Linked DNA regions of Homo sapiens: region 1 is linked to region 2. Evidence: read pairs that join two places in POLR2A ChIA-PET (ENCODE). Cell type or tissue: Panc1. All regions are shown on one strand.

Region 1 (8,000 bases), 340 kb before region 2:
GGCTTTCTGAAAATGGATGAGCTGCTACATGCTGTAGAAGCTCCCCATCACCGAAAGTGTCCAAACCAAGGTCCCATCATTCATTCATTGATTCATTCATTCATTGATTCATTCATTCATTCCTACAAATTTTTGTGGAAGATCCACAATATGTTATCTCTGTTCTAGGGACTGGGGTACAAAAGGCAACAAGACAAGCACTCCTTCCTGGAGGTTTTAGTGGGGACAAACAAGGATAGAGACAAATAATTACACAAATTACTTGTAAACCATGACGTGTTCTATAAAGGAAATGAACAAGGGTCTGAGATAAGAAATAAGGGAGGGAACTGGAGTTGATCCTGTTGGTTGATGCTCTGCTGAGGTTTTCTTGAATCGCTTTTGCAGTTTTGATGTACTGGTTCCCCAGCTTCTGTGTGCTTTTATTTTTAAGGGCTGGGCACATACAGCTTTGTTCCAAGGGTAGCCCTTCAGCTACCAGAGCTCTTTGCTTACATGCACAGAAAGCCTCCTTAGCCAAGCACTCAGCTAGTCAGGTGAAGGCACGAAAGCCCAGCCCCATTATGTTTAGGAGGAACAAGTTCTGGCTGCAATTTATTCTGCAGTTTTCCTGAGGAATCAGGCTGAGGCTGGGTCTGGGCCTGAAATCCAGGCTTCCAGACTTTTCCTTGCCTGATGTATTCCACTTCCCTGTCCAGCTTTCCCTACTTTCTTACCAGTTTCTGCCTGGGGCTCTTTTTAAATAAAACACTTGCTCATGAATTTCTGTGTCAGGGTCTGCTTCTGGGAACCCAGCCTAGGATAGAGAGAGAGTCATGATCTGATTTACATTTTTAGAAAGTACCCTGGTTCCTGGGGAAGAATAGCCAGTAAGTCTATTAGGGACTAGCTGCCTATGTGTGGGGTGAAGGAGGCTTACTCTAGGAGAGTGCCAATGGTGCTAGCAGGAGAGGAGAGATCTAAGATCTTTTTTGAAGATAGAAACAAGGTTTGCTTGGGAGTGGCCGAAGGAAAGGGAGGAATCCAGGATATCCCCTAGATTAGACGAGGACATGTAGAGGTGTTTTCCACAGAAATCCCCTCATTGGTGGGAAGTAGAACTAGGTGACTTCAAAGGCCATGTATCCATTTGAAAATCCATCTGCAATGGCTGGATTCAGCAACCCAAAAAAAGGTAGGAGCTAGAGGTGGTTACACATGAGAACAAACATGAACACAGAGGACATACATATAGGCTGGCAGATAGCTTGCAAAAATCATTAAAGTTGCCCAAATTCCTTTTGAGTTATCTAATGGGGTGTTCCTATTTTCTGCTCCTACAGTGCCCCACCCACTTGAATCCAGGCATGCCTGCCTTGGTGAAATGTGCTGGGCTTTTCTCTAGGTGGGAGCGTCAGTGTGAGACTCATGCTGATCTTCTTGGCTTGGCTATCTTATGCTCTCAGTGACTACTTTTCTTTTCAAAAGAACAGGTGCTAAGCTTTATTATCACTATCATCATTATTATTGCTAGCATTTACCAAGCACTCACTAAGTGCCAAGTACTTTGCACATATAATCTCACTTAACCATCACAACAACTTTTATATTCCCCCTTCTGGGGTTGAGCCATCATGGCTTAGCCATTTGCCCAAAGCCAAATAGCCAGAGAGTGATTGAGTGGGGTTTTGAACCAGAAGTCCCATACTAGATCCCAAGTTCTCAACCAGTGTGATAAACTGACTAAAAAGAGTAAATGCTCTCAGAGGAGCCTGTGGACTTCCTCCATCTACATAAAACTCCAGCCCCTCATGGCTACTGGGCTTCAGGGCAGTAGTGCTGGGCTCTCACTTTCCCACCCTCCAGATTCTCTGAGCAGACACACCCACTGCCCACTGTCCCCACCCAGTCTGTCATCCCAGTTCTTCATAGCATCTGTCTTGCTCTGCTCCACAAAACAGGGCACCCTCTTACCACTCTGGTGTCTTTCTTAGTTCCTAGTGTACGGTACCAGCTCTTAAGGAGTCAGCACCCTGTGTGGCTTGAGAATTTCCTTAGAGGTGACTCCAAAGTGATTGTTGCAGGGCAAGTTGGATCCATTCCACCATGTTCATCAATACCTGCTTCATGTGTTTGGTAATGAGGGGAGAAGTGGTTGACAATGTCCTTGACTGCCGAGAACTCACACTTAATGTCAAACATGTCATACAGGTGACACATATCTAGAAAGGTATTTCCAGTAGCCTTATATCCCCCCTTCTCTGGAGACTTCAAGGGCCTTTTCTAGTTTAAGAGGGGATCCTCAAAGCCAGGAAAACTTCATGCCACAGGTGAAAGCCTAATAGTCTGAAAGTAAAGGATCGGTTAGCTCACTAATTTAATCCACATCGTGAAACATTCTTGTAGACTTTAAAAAAAAAAAAAGAAGAAAAATCCTGAATTACGTAGTTTCATACTATGTTGTTAAGTGGAAAAGAAAGGCAATATAATATTTTGCACACTATGATCCCATTTACATGAAAAAAGTAAATCGTGTGTATGGTTAATAGTGATTATCTTGAAATAGTGAAGTTTCTGATGATTTTTGTTTTCTTCATTGTGGTTGGCTTTCAATTTTTGATTTAAAAAATAAATGATTCAGGAGCCTATCTGAAAAGACACACTGTGTGATTCCAAGTATGTGACATTCTGGAAAAGGCAAAACTGGAGAAAGTGGAAAGATCAGTGGTTTCCAGGTGTTTGGGTGGAAGGAGGGATGAATAGGTGGCACACGGAGGATTTTTAGGGCAGTGAAACTACTCTGTATGACACTCTTATAGTGGATCTATGTCATTATACATTTGTCAAAATCCATAGAATGCATAATACAAAGAGTGAATCCTAATGAAAACTGTGGACTTTAGCTAATAATAAGGTATCAGTATTGGCTCATCGGTTGTAACAAATGACCCACAGTAATGCAAGATGGTAATAATAGAGGAAACTGTGAGGTGGGAATTTAAGAAGAAACTCCCTGTACTTTCTGCTCAACTTTTCTGTAAACCTAAAACTTCTCTAAAAAATGAATACTACTAATTTAAAAAATAATGATGTCTATATTTCAAACATGCAGAAAAATACAGACTATAAAGAACACATTTATTCATCACAGATTTAATACATTTTAAGGTTTTGCTATATTTGTTTTAAATCCTTTTAAAAGAAATAGCAGGCTGGGCGCAGTGGCTCACACCTGTCATCCCAGCATTTTGGGAAGCCAGGGTGGAGGATCTCTTGAACTCAGGAGTTCAAAACTAGCCTGGGCAACATGGCGAAACCCTGTCTCTACAAAAAATACAAAAATTAACCTGGCGTGGTGGTGCATGCCTGTAACCCCAGCTACTCAGGAAGCTGAGGTGGGAGGATGGCTTGAGACTAGCAGGCAGAGGTTGCAGTGAGCCAAGGTCATGCTACTGTACTCCAGCCTGAGAGATAGAGCCAGACCTTGTTTCAAAAAAAAAAAAAAAACCCAAAAAACAAATTATAGAAACAATCAAAGCTCCTTTATACTCCTCCTTAATTTCAACCTGTTTCCTCTTTCCCTGCAGAAAATTTTTCCCATACATTTTCTATACTTTTTTTTTTTTTTTTTTTTTTTTGAGACAGAGTCTCGCTCTGTCGCCCAGGCTGGAGTGCAGTGGCGCAATCTCGGCTTACCGCAAGCTCCACCTCCCAGGTTCATGCCATTCTCCTGCCTCAGCCTCCCAAGTAGCTAGGACTACAGGCGCCCGCCACCACGCCCGGCTAATATTTTTGTATTTTTAGTAGAGACAGGGTTTCACTGTGTTAGTCAGGATGGTCTCGATCTCCTGACCTCATGATCCGCCTGCCTTGGCTTTCCAAAGTGCTAGGATTACAGGCGTGAGCCACTGTGCAGGCCTCTATACTTTTTACATGTAAGTCAACATAAACAATGTATAATATTGTTTCAGATTTTTTTTTTTTTTTGAGATAGAGTTGCCATTTTGCCCAGGCTGGAGTGCAGTGGCACAATCATGGCTCACTGCAGCCTCTGTCTCTCAGGCTAAAGCAATCCTCCCACCTCAGCCTCTGGAGTAGCTGTGACTACACCAGCTAAATTTTATATTTTGGTAGAGACAGAGTTTTGCCATGTTGCCCAGGCTGATCTCAAACTCCTGGGCTCAAGCGATCCATAGGCCTTGGCCTTGAAAAGTGCTGGGACTACAGATGTGAGCCACTGCTTCTGGCATTAGAGCTTTTAACTTCTCAAAAATGACATTGAATTATATATTAATACCTGGCTCTGCAAATTACCTTTTTATTAACCTTATATTAACAATTATTTGTGTTGCTACATGAAGCTCTAGTTTATTCATTTTAACGGCTATATAGTATTCCATTTCATAAAAATACTACAGAAAAAGGTTTTAAAATAATGTTTTGTGGTTTTTTTTGTTACCTTCTTCCCCTGAAATACCACAGTAAAATAATGTTTTGGAATATATCTTAACAATATGAGGAAATATGATATTAAATGAAATAAACAAGATGTAGAATGTTATTTACAGTATGACACAAAACACATATATGCAAAGTAAAATACTATAACAACAAATTATAAAATGTTAGCAAGCAATGCTTTTTTTTTTTGAGACAGAGCTTTGCTTTTGTTGCCCAGACTGGAGTGCAATGGTGCGATCTCGGATCACTGCAACCTCTGCCTCCCAGATTCAAGTGATCCTCCTGCCTCAGCCTCGCGAGTAGCTGGGACTACTGGCGTGCACCACCACACTCGGCTAATTTTTTGGTATTTTTAGTAGAAACGGGGTTTCACCATGTTGGCCAGGCTGGTCTCGAACTCCTGACCTCAGGTGATCCAGTCACCTTGGGCTCCCAAAGTGTTAGGATTATAGGCATAAGCCACTGTGCCCGGCCACTTTTTTTTTTTTTTTTTTTTTTTTTTTTTTTTATACAGGGTCTTGCCCTGTTGCCCAGGCTATAGTGCAGGGCACTAGCATGGTTCACTGCAGCCTTGAACTCCTGGGCTGAAGAGATCCTTCCATCTCAGCCTCCTGAGTAGCTGAGGCTGCAGGTGCATGTCACCATGCCTGGCTATTTACTTTTATTTACTTCTATAGAGACAGACAGGGTCTCACTGTGCTGCCTGGGCTGGTCCTCAATGCCTGGCCTCAAGCCATCCTTCCACCTTGGCCTCTCAAAGTGCCGAGATTACAGGTATAAGCCACCATACCAGCAACAATGCTATTTTTGGATTGTGGGATTATAGACACTTTCCCATATTTCCTAAACCTTGTACAATGAATAAGCATTGATTTTATAATTTCTTAAAAGTTACAAATAAAAGCATGCAGTACTACTGAAACTGGAGTTTGAGCTATGTAATCTGTGAAATTATCACGTCCCTCTTCACCACCATTGGCAGAGCCCCTCCATAATCTCTAAATAGCCCCACCCTACTTCTGCCCAGGGGTCTCTCAGGGGCAGCAGCTGCCTCTACAGTTCCCATATCTCCCTGGTCTCTCTGTGGCACTTTGGGTTGGTTTTTCTGATGCCTGATACCCGCAGCACAATTGCAGGATTGGCTATAATTATGCCTGCAGTGATATTATGGGATTGGATATAAATATTCTTGCTACATGTGAACAGGGTTTATTTCTGTCCACAGTTTACCATCTGGTTGCAGCACACCCTTTTCTAGCTGGGACAGAGGGAGAAGAGCACTTTTCAATCCAGAGGTGAAACGGGAGTTGGATTAGAGGTTTTAAGTAATCAGCTTCTGAAAAATCATCTCAACATGTGTGATGCTGATGGGGCCATCGTGTCAGGAATCACAGGAAAGAGGCAGAAGTTCGTATCAGGTTTATATTGCACCTAACGTAGAGCGGACAGGCAAAGAGATCTCCATTTTTGTCCCTGCTCTGAGCTCGGCATAAAGCTCAGTCAGGCTGGCTCAGACCTTCCTAAGTCACAGTGCTCCTGTGGAGGTGACGCTCCCCTGTGCACAGAGGTATCCACATCTCAACCTTCTGTCTTGATCTCCCTCTCCAGGTCAAGTCCTACATTTTCTCCTGCCTGCTGGATAGTTCCATCTGCCCGCCCTGCTGTACCGTCAAACTAGATTCGGAATTATTTGTTCTTAGATGCCCAAACTAGTTCTTTCTCCTGACTTTGCTATTTCTCTTAACAGCAACACCATGGTCTTTGGTCACCTTCAGCTAGGACCTGGTATTCCAGCAGAAGGCAAGCCGTGCCACACCTTCCTTGATGAACTTAGTGGCTGATCTAGTAGAGTTCCTGGTTGTCAGTGATTAACAAATGCTTGTTGGATGAATGAATGAGTTGATGAATGAAATGTCTCTTCCTTTCCATTCCTCATCGTCACCTCCCTCATTCCAGCCCTTATTACTTCACACATGGACCATTGCAGCAACCTCTCAACTGGTTGTTCTGCCTCTGATCTTTCTCAGCTCCAGTTCCTCCTGCTCCTGCCACGAGGCAGGTTGTCCTTATGTATGACCTGCATCTCACCAGTTCCCTGTTTAAAAACCTTGGTGACTCCTCACCGGCTACCACATAAATTCAAAGTCATGAGCTTAGCTTTCAAAGCCACTGCACTCCAGCCCCAATTAATATCTCTAGCGTGTGACTAAAATTACTCACATTCCTGACCCTGTTTCTATTCTCACACATCTTTCACTTGACCATCTCTGTGGCTACGCTCAGGCCATTCTCTTAGTTTGAACTGATGTTGCCATTTCCATCTGTTCTCCAAACCTTCCCATCTTTCAGAACCCAGCTTACATTCCTTCCCTTCCACCAAGTTTGCTCAGGTTATCCCACCCCTGAATTCTTGGCCTAGGACTTACTGTCTATGCTATTGTTGGAAAATTAATCATGTTCTGCCTTGTGCCATGTTTAAATAAACTTATTGTTTATTCCTTGTTTTTGTTTTACCCTTTTCTATGCTTGTCTTAGTTTTCTAACTAGATCATACAATCCTTGCAGGGGAGACTGTGCTGTCTTAGGGACATTTTTGTTTGGGTGCTTTTGTGCTTTATCCATCCCCTCCTCCATGTCCATTTCCCACCGTGACGTGTGACCTGGACCAGACATTCATAGTACCCAATCCCCTTGTCACATTGATTATTCCAGGGATGACTCATCATGGTCCATGATCCCAACTCATCCAACCCTGGTCTTTTCCCAGTATTTGTCTCATTGAAGCTAGTGGGGAAAGACATCTCACCTCTGGGTTCCCAGAAGTGGAAAAGTATGAATCTGGGACCACCAAGTTCGCCTTCAAGTGGAAAAAGGTGGAGGTATCCTGGATTGCAGTAGGAGAGGATAGGGCCAACACCCAAAGAAAGGCAGTCAGAACTGAAAAGAGAGAGCTCTGACAATGGCTCTTGGATTGCTGGATCAGATTTTGCCTAAAGCTGGATTTACCCTTAACATTTTAATTACCAAGCCAGCAAATATCCTATAGAGGCTAATACACCTTACTGAATGAAAAAAAAGGGGGGGGGGCTTTTTAAGTTGATTACATATGTGCCATTTTATTACTTTATGTATTTTTATTAAAATTTTCTGAGGATAAGTGTGCTGTTAATAATTTTAGACAGTTTTGAGTGCAGAAAAGTTTAAAGAAAAAAACGATAATCATCCATATCCCCACCAGCCAAAGTTACTGCTGTCTACATTTGGCATGCTTTTTAAAATTTAATCCTTTTTTCTATGTATATTTTTTGTAAAGCAATGTCATTGTACTGTATGTTTGGTTTTATATTCTGCTTTTCTTTCTAATCACTATATTGTAAGTAGTTCAGCATTCACTGTTTTATAAACTAGTCTTCAAGTTGTTTATGTTTTTCTCTTAAAACTGTTTTTATTTTTTTTAACATTTGAAGAAGGGGCTAAGATGAGAGAGAGAGGGAGGGAGGGAGGGAGGGATTGAGGGAAAGATGAGACAGTTGCCAAGGAGAATACGTGAGAGAGAGAAA
Region 2 (8,000 bases):
TTTTTATTTTTTGGCAGTTAATGAGTTCTTACTTTAAACCCCATCTGTTTCTACGCTTATAAAAGTCAAGGTGGCTTAAACTATGCAATTCTTAGAAATCAACATAAAATGAAAAGTCTCTGAACCACAGCAGGTCTGACTCATTTACAAAGACATTAACAGTCATGATTTGGATTTTGATTGTAAGGAATAGATGAGTCATGGATACTTAGAACTTTCTCTAATCCCTCTCCTCAGATAATGTGCCAATCAAATGTCTGACATTTGTCAGTATTACTTCTTAGGTGTGGGTCTTTCATACAGATATCTTGCTTCCAGGGGAGGCCAAACACCAACAGCTTCAGGTGACCATTATTACTATTCAATATAGCCTGTATGAGGAGTTCATTTCCTGACTGAATGAAACAGAATGTCAGCATTACCACCCCTAAGTGCCAGTTGTGTTATGTGGCAAAGAAGCCCTTCCCTTTTGCCCCCAGTATTTGGCACATACAAATATTTACTGCTCTGCCGGGCGTGGTGGCCCATGCCTGTAATCCCAGCACTTTGGGAGGCTGAAGTGGGTGGATCACTTGAGGTAAGGAGTTTCAGACCAGCCTGGCCAACATGGTGAAACCCTGTCTCTACTAAAAATACAAAAGTTCGCTGGGCATAGTGGTGCATGCCTGCAGTTCCAGCTACTCTGGAGGCTGAGGCAGGAGAATCACTTGAACCTGGGAGGTAGAGGTTGCAGTGAGCTGAGATTGTGTCACTGCACTCCAGCCTGGGTGACAGAGTGAGACTACGTCTCAAAAAAAAAAAAAAAAAAAAAAAAAAAAATTACTGCTGAGAGCAATTTGAGATTTGGCCTATTTTTTGTGCTTCATGCCTACCATATTTATCTGATTGTTTCTCTTTCATGCTTCCTCTAAAATGAAAAGATTGGAAGGAACAGTCTAACTCTGTAGCCATCTTTAATTACTAAGCTTTCAGAAAATTTCTTGAAGAGGAAAAACTCAGCCAGAGTCATGCAGACTGTGATCAAGCTGTTTTCTCTGACTTGGTATGCTCTTCCTGCACCCCTTGATTACTTTTAACATTTAATAAATTTCTGTTGTCTTTCGAGATTGAGCCACCTCCTCCTCCAGACAGGCTTCCTGACTGCCCAGCATGACTTGGATGCCACTCTCCTATGCTTCCATACCCAGGGGACACCTTCTTGGCATGCATCACACAAGACACTAATCACTCATCTCGTGAAAGGAAAGAAGCCTTGCATGAGAGCTGATCCTTTGTCTTTTTCAGCCTTTTCTCCTCGGCACTCAGCTCAGTACCTTGCTAGTGGCAGATAGTCCACAAGCTTGGTAAATCTGTAAATGGGTGATTGCTGCTTCATCGCTGTCCAATAGAAGTATGATGCAACGCATGAATGTAATTTAAAATTCTCTAGTAGCAATGTGAAAAGACAAAAAAAGCAGGTAAAATTAATTGTAATAATACCTTTTTTTTTTTTTGAGACAGAGTCTAGCTCTGTCGTCCAGGCTGGAGTGCAGTGGCACAATCTTGGCTCACTGCAACCTCCACCTCCCAGGTTCAAGCCATTCGCCTGCCTCAGTCTCCCAAGTAGCTGGGATTACAGGCGCGCACCACCATGCCTAGCTAATTTTTGTATTTTTAGTAGAGAAGGGGTTTCACTGTGTTGGCCAGGCTGGTCTCGAACTCCTGACCTTGTGATCCACTCACCTCGGCCTCCCAAAGTGCTGGGATTACAAGTGTGAGCCACCACGCCCGGCCAGTAATACTTTCTTTTTTATATTTTTTGAGACAAGGTCTTGCTCTGTCACCCAGGCTGGAGTGCAGTGGCACAATCATGGCTTCCTCGACCTCCTGGTCTCAAGTGATCTTCCCACCTCAGTCCCCTGAGTAGTTGGGACTACAGGCACAAGTCGCCGTGCCTGGCTAATTTTTATATTTTTTAATAGAGGTGGGGTTTTGCTATGTTGTCCAGGGTGATCTTGAGCTCCTGGGCTCAAGCGATCAGCCCACCTCAGCCTCCCAGAGTGCTGACATTACAGGTGTGAGCCACCGTGCCCGGCCAATAATACATTTTATATAATACTATATATCCAAAGTATTATCATTTCAACATTTGTCACAAGCCACATTTCAAGTGCTCAGTAGACACATGGGGGTAGTGGCTACTGTATTGGACAACACAACTTTAAACACACCTTAAAACAAAGACATCTTGGATTTCTGTTTCCCTTCAAGGCTGCCAGCTTTGATCTGGCCCAGAGCAGAAAAGTGATCTGCAGCAGGTGCAGGCTATAGTGGAAGTGGCTCTGTGCTTGGTTCATGTGATCTAGGAGACCCTATGATGTCAGAGTTTTCAAGATGGTACACCAGTGGGAGAATAAAAACCCAAGCCCCTTGGGTTCTAGAACAAGACTGCCATCTGCAGTACAGAACTTTATGCTTTTCATAAAATAACTCCTGGCATTCTTCCACAGCTTGGATAGAGACAAAGCCCCTGACCATGGGACATCAGGTGGCAGAACTGCCCATCATGATTTGGGTTCTCTCATTCTCATTAGGTCAGAAGGTCAGGCATCTTCCAGAGCAATCCCTCATGAGATGAGAGGAAGGCTTGAGCAGGGCTGAAGGAAATATGTGAGCTGTAGGGGCATGGAAGCCTGGATACTCATTCTTTCTACTGCTGTGCCCCTCCCTTAGCAATTCCCCATGGCTGATGGGGGATCCCGTATGAGCAGCAGATGGTGGAAGAGGAAGCCCAGACTTGATTCATGGATGAGTTGGCTAGGTATGTAAGGGCATGCTGAAATGGTGGCTGCACTGCTGTACTTCTTGAGCTGGCTTTGTAAGGAGAAAAGAAGTCCTCCCACTGGGCAGAGCTTCCGGTAGTATTCCTAATGATCTACTTTGTGTGGCAAAAGAAGTGGCTTCAGTATAAATGTGCCTGGACTTATGGACAGTGGTGAATGATGTGGTTGGCTGATCAGAGGGTAAAGATGAGAAGATCAGGACAAGGAGGTCTGGAGTAGAGGAATGTGGATAGACCTCTGTTAACCCTCATTAGAATAAACCATGGAAGAGACAGTAAGTGACCAGGTTGACAAAATGAATTAACCAATGGACATGAGCCAGCCTGTTGTTGGGCACCCCTGTGTTGGCGTAATGGGTGCGTGGGTGGGGTATCCATGATTGTCAGAGGCTCTACGTGGTTGCAGTAAGATGGGCTTCTATTTCAAGGCCAATCTAGCTATTGGCTGCCAAATGTTCAACCTTCCAGCAAGAATGACCAACTGAACAGTGCTATCTTTTGAAGACACCAGCTAAGCCACTTGGTGGCAAGCTGACTAGCTTGGATCCCTTCCATTTTGGAAAGTGCAGTGATTTATTTATTCAGTCAGGAATAGACCCATATAGGTATATTGGGTTTGCCTTTGCTGTCCACAGGGCCTCAAACACAACACTTTCTGAGGACACAAAGATCTTTAGATCCACTAGCGCAGGATCCCTCATGGCCTTGTGGGACCAAGGACCCATTTTACTGCAAAGGAGGCACAGCAGTGGGCACATGACCATGGAGTCCAGTGGATCTATCACAATCTGCACCACCCAGAAATGGCCAGCATAAAAGGGTGATGGTATGGCCTGTTGAAGACATAGTTGAAATGCCAGCTTATATACGACCCCTTGTGAGTGTAGAGTGCCATTTTCTAGAACATAGGAACACTCAATCGGTGAAATTTACTTAGTGCTGTGTCCCCAAGAGGTAGACGGTATGAGTACAGGAGCAAGGGGGACAGTAAGAGCATTCCTGCTCAGGATAACTCCTTGTGACCCACTTGGGGAATTAGTGCTCCCCACACGATTATCAATTATGAAAACAAAAACAATTAAAAAATTCTTCCAGCTGATTTTTTTTTTTAAAGCAGGCAGGAAAGAAGGCACCTAGACATCTTATCTAAAAATTTTTTTCCGTGTAAACTTATACGAAGGAATCTGGAGTGGGACTTCATGGGTTCAAATCCTGGCTCCACTTCTTGATCACTGTATGACATGGATAAGTCATGTAATCTCTCTGAACCTCAGTTTACTCATCTGTAGACAAATTAGTAATAACAGGAGATTCACAGCTCAGGTAGAACTCAAAGCACAGGGGTTGTCCCTGATAAACACACACAACTTTTGGCCAGGTGCAGCGGCTCACGCCTGTAATCCCAGCACTTTGGGAGGCCGAGGCAGGCGGATCACCTGAGGTCAGGAGTTCGAGACCAGCCTGGCCAACATGGGCAAACCCTGTCTCTACTTAAAAAAAAAAAAAAAAAAAAAAAGCCGGGCGTGGTGGCGGGCGCTTGTAATCCCAGCCAAGGCAGGGGAATTACTTGAACCCAGGAGGTGGAGGTTGCAGTGAGCTGATATTGCGCCATTACACTCCAGCCTGGGCGACAAAAGCGAGACTCAGTCTCAAAAAGCAAAAACAAAAAAACCACGCAACTTTTATATTTAGCCTTGATGAGTCCTGGAGGTACAATTTCTACCTGGTTAACTGGATACATCTCAACTCTTCCCGTGGTTTCGCCTCTTCCCCAGGCTCGCAGAGAAGACGTTGTCCTCGCAATATTTTTAAAAATACTATGCACCAGTCTGCAGGAAAAGGCGCAGGGGGCGGCGAGGCAACCTAGGCCTGCGTGCCTCTGGCTTTCCTTTTGGAGGAAGCTTTCATGCGCGTCCATGTGAAGAGACCACCAAACAGGCTTTGTGTGAGCAACATGGCTGTTTATTTCACCTGGGTGCAGGCGGGCTGAGTCCGAAAAGAGAGTCAGCGAAGGGAGATAAGGGTGGGGCCATTTTACAGGATTTGGGTAGGTAAAGGAAAATTACAATCAAAGGGGGTTGGTTCTCTGGTGGGCAGGAGTGGGGATCGCAAGGTGCTCAGTAGGGGTGCTTTTTGAGCCAGGATGAGCCAGGAAAAGGACTTTCACAAGGTAATGTCATCAGTTAAGGCAAGGACCGGCCATTTACACTTCTTTTGTGGTGGAATGTCATCAGTTAAGGTGGGGCAGGGCATATTCACTTCTTTTGTGATTCTTCAGTTACTTCAGGCCATCTGGGCTTTTACGTGCAAGTCACAGGGGATGCGATGGCTTGGCTTGGGCTCAGAGGCCTGACAGAAGCGCCCCCTTGGCGAGCACATGCGCGCCTCAAAGGGGATGGAGCTGCGCGTGCGCGGCAGAGTCACAATGGCAGCCAGATTCAGGTGCGGCCATTTGTGTGTCCCCGAGGTTCCTCGCGGGCCGGCATCCCACGCCGAGGGTGGTGGTGGCAGGCTTTCCAGAAAGGCAGCACACCAGGCTCAGCTCTGCTGGCGAGCAGGAGGCGACGGCAGAGGAAACTTCAACCCGATGAACTTCCTGGTTGCGGGGACATTTGCCTCCTCCTGCCACTCACCACCTCTGCTCTGGTCCCTCCCTCCAAGAATCCTCATAGCGTCCTCTCTCCCCACTCTCTCCCATCCCGCGTCTCCCATATTTGCCCCAGCTTGGCTCAGGGCCACAGTTCTGCACTCTTCAGCCGGCGGCGCCACCAGCAGTTGTTTCTACGCGGGAAATAGGGCAACAGCATCCCAGCACAGCTGAGTGCCCAAGGATGGTCAGCCGGGTAGGGCAAGAAGCTTCTTTCAGGGATTCTGATCTCACGGTACGAAGTGGAAAGAACTTTGAGGGTCAAAGGCGTAAACTGAGGGGCTAGTTTGGTTACGGGAACTTAAGATAAATGAATTAACCAGGGGACCCCCGTCCCCATTTTCTCCTCCTACACAGTCTTTAAAATCCAGAGAAGGCGGGGGTCGGGTGGGGGGATGGCCCGTTTTGACTGTTTGGAGTGGTGCAAACTCTTTTGTGACACCTGCTGTGAGAGCTGCTAGGGGGGCTTGGAAATCGCTGCTGCTTGACCACCCGCACACTTAATCCCAAGGGTGAGAGAAAATGCCTAACTTCCCAGGTGCAGCGGTGTTGGGCAAAGGAGGCATTCTTAAATTGGAAACAACCTCAGTCACCATTAACATAAGAATGGATAAATTCTGGGTGTATTCATACAATGGAATTCTGCATAGCAATGAAAAAGAATGGACTGTTGATCCATACAACAACATAAATGAATTGTCCAGACATTATTTTGTGAGAAGACAGACACAAAAGGGTGCAAACTGTATGATTCCATTTATATGAAATTCAGGAACAGGCAGATTTGACCTGCACTTTAGAAGTCAGAATAATTGCTACTTGTGGAGGAGGGTCTCAAAGTACAAATTGAGAGCAGTTAGAGGCAGAGGCAAGCACTTCGTTTACTGCTACTGCAACAAGGAGTGCTCAAAGGAGAGAGACTTCCTGAGCAAAATATAGTTGGGATTGTTTAATTGGGTCAAGGATCAGAGTGGAATAGTGGAGAGAAAGCAAGTTTGCTGACTCACGTCCCAGAAGCAGTGGCATGTAATAGCAATGAGTCCATAAAACCTAGATCTTGATTTCTATTTCTCAACATTCCTGTGATTTTTGTGGTCAGCAAGCTCTGAATCAGGATGACCCATGGTATCTACTTGCCACCATCTGCCCTTGGAATTTGTTGCTCCTTAGAATTTAGTCTCCTTTTCTCAGTCTCTGAAACTGTTATTAGGCATAGAAATTCGTCCAAAATTCATGAAAGAAGTACAGCTTTCACAGAGGTATGAGGACATGAGAGAGCCCAGGAGGCTAAAAATATCCTATATCTTGATCTAGACGGTTACAGGGGTGTGTATGTGTGTAGACATCCATTGGGCTATTTTTCATTCGCATCCGTGTGAAGAGACCACAAAACAGGCTTAGTATGAGCAACAAGGCTGTTTATTTCACCTGGGTGCAGGCGGGCTGAGTCCGAAAAGAGAGTCAGCGAAGGGAGATAGGGGTGGGGCCGTTTTATAGGATTTGGGTAGGTAAAGGAAAAAGGGGGGTTCTCTGGCGGGCAGGAATGGGGGTCACGAGGTGCTCAGTAGGGGAGCTTTTGAGCCAGGATGAGCCAGGAGAAGGAATTTCACAAGATAATGTCATCAGTTAGGGCAGGAACAGGCCATTTTCACTTCTTTTGTGGTAGAATGTCATTAGTTAAGGCAGGAACCGGCCATCTGGATGTGTACGTGCAGGTCACAGGGGATATGATGGCTTAGCTTGGGCTCAGAGGCCTGACAGTATTCATGTAAGATCTGTGTACTTATTGGTCGTGATAAACTAATTTAAAAAATGAATTTTTATATTTAATTGCACAGAAAAATATTTCTGTTACATTGTTGAGTGAAAAAGGCAAGTTACGCTAGAGCATTTCTCCCTGAACTCAATTCTACCAAAAAAAAAAGTTTATGTATAAGAAGAAAGAAGATTAGAAGAATATACTCCACAATATGAGATTATGGATGAGTTTTATTTTTTTATTTTTGGTTGTTTGCATTTTCTAAACTTTAGAAATATAATTCCTACGTATTGGAAGCAGTCCAGAGTCTTCTTCAAACTCCCACAGCCCCAGGCTCAATAGCAATAACCAAAGCATTCACAATCTCTGACCCAATGCATTGGCAACATCATCAACTCTACCAGACCACCAGAAGTAGCCGTCTTCATCCATGATCCCTCTGTCACCTGTGAGGTAAAGCATGTGGCCTCTTGCTGAAGCATATTCCTCCCAGCTCACCTGATAGAATGATGAATCCAGAAACCTACATTTACTTCCCTCTCACAATCATTTAGTGATATGAATTGAGCACTCTGGCTAGCCCCAGGGGAGACTGAGAAAAATAAGTCAGGATCCCCACTCTCCAGGGGATCTCACATAGAAAACTCAACAAACACGGAGAACTTTCCTTGGTCATTTCTCTTAACTTCAGCTTTTTTTTTTTTGTCCCAGCTAGAAACAAGAGTAATGATGGCACTTCACTCAGAGGTTTGTCCTGAGGCTTAAATGAGGCA

What was found. Peaks named below come from ENCODE experiments on the same cell type or tissue, not always from the same donor. Only the 100,000 strongest peaks of a DNase experiment are listed, where the experiment ranks them.
Region 1: POLR2A ChIA-PET joins it to region 2 with 10 read pairs; 2 of 35 experiments call an interaction of 5 or more read pairs at or near these places.

Annotation. Positions count from the first base shown.
Region 1 is chr10:95,572,831-95,580,830 of GRCh38, reverse strand. No RefSeq gene overlaps it. Among named protein-coding and RNA genes, the nearest start is that of SORBS1, 15 kb to the right of the region's middle. In Panc1, no CTCF peak of the experiment used is centred here; no DNase peak of the experiment used is centred here.
Region 2 is chr10:95,228,369-95,236,368 of GRCh38, reverse strand. ACSM6 (acyl-CoA synthetase medium chain family member 6) reads right to left here. Exons shown (of 11, transcript NM_207321.3): 11 at 7,440-7,725. The coding sequence ends at 7,585. It overlaps LOC107984257 (a long non-coding RNA gene), which reads left to right and starts at 7,591. Exons shown (of 10, transcript XR_007062253.1): 1 at 7,591-7,680; 2 at 7,939-8,000. RefSeq lists enhancers at 4,641-5,210, 5,043-5,337, 5,211-5,779, 6,919-7,488 and a silencer at 5,803-6,097. In Panc1, no CTCF peak of the experiment used is centred here; DNase peaks (open chromatin) are centred at 139 and 6,558; H3K4me3 peaks cover 361 bases; H3K27ac peaks cover 6,778 bases.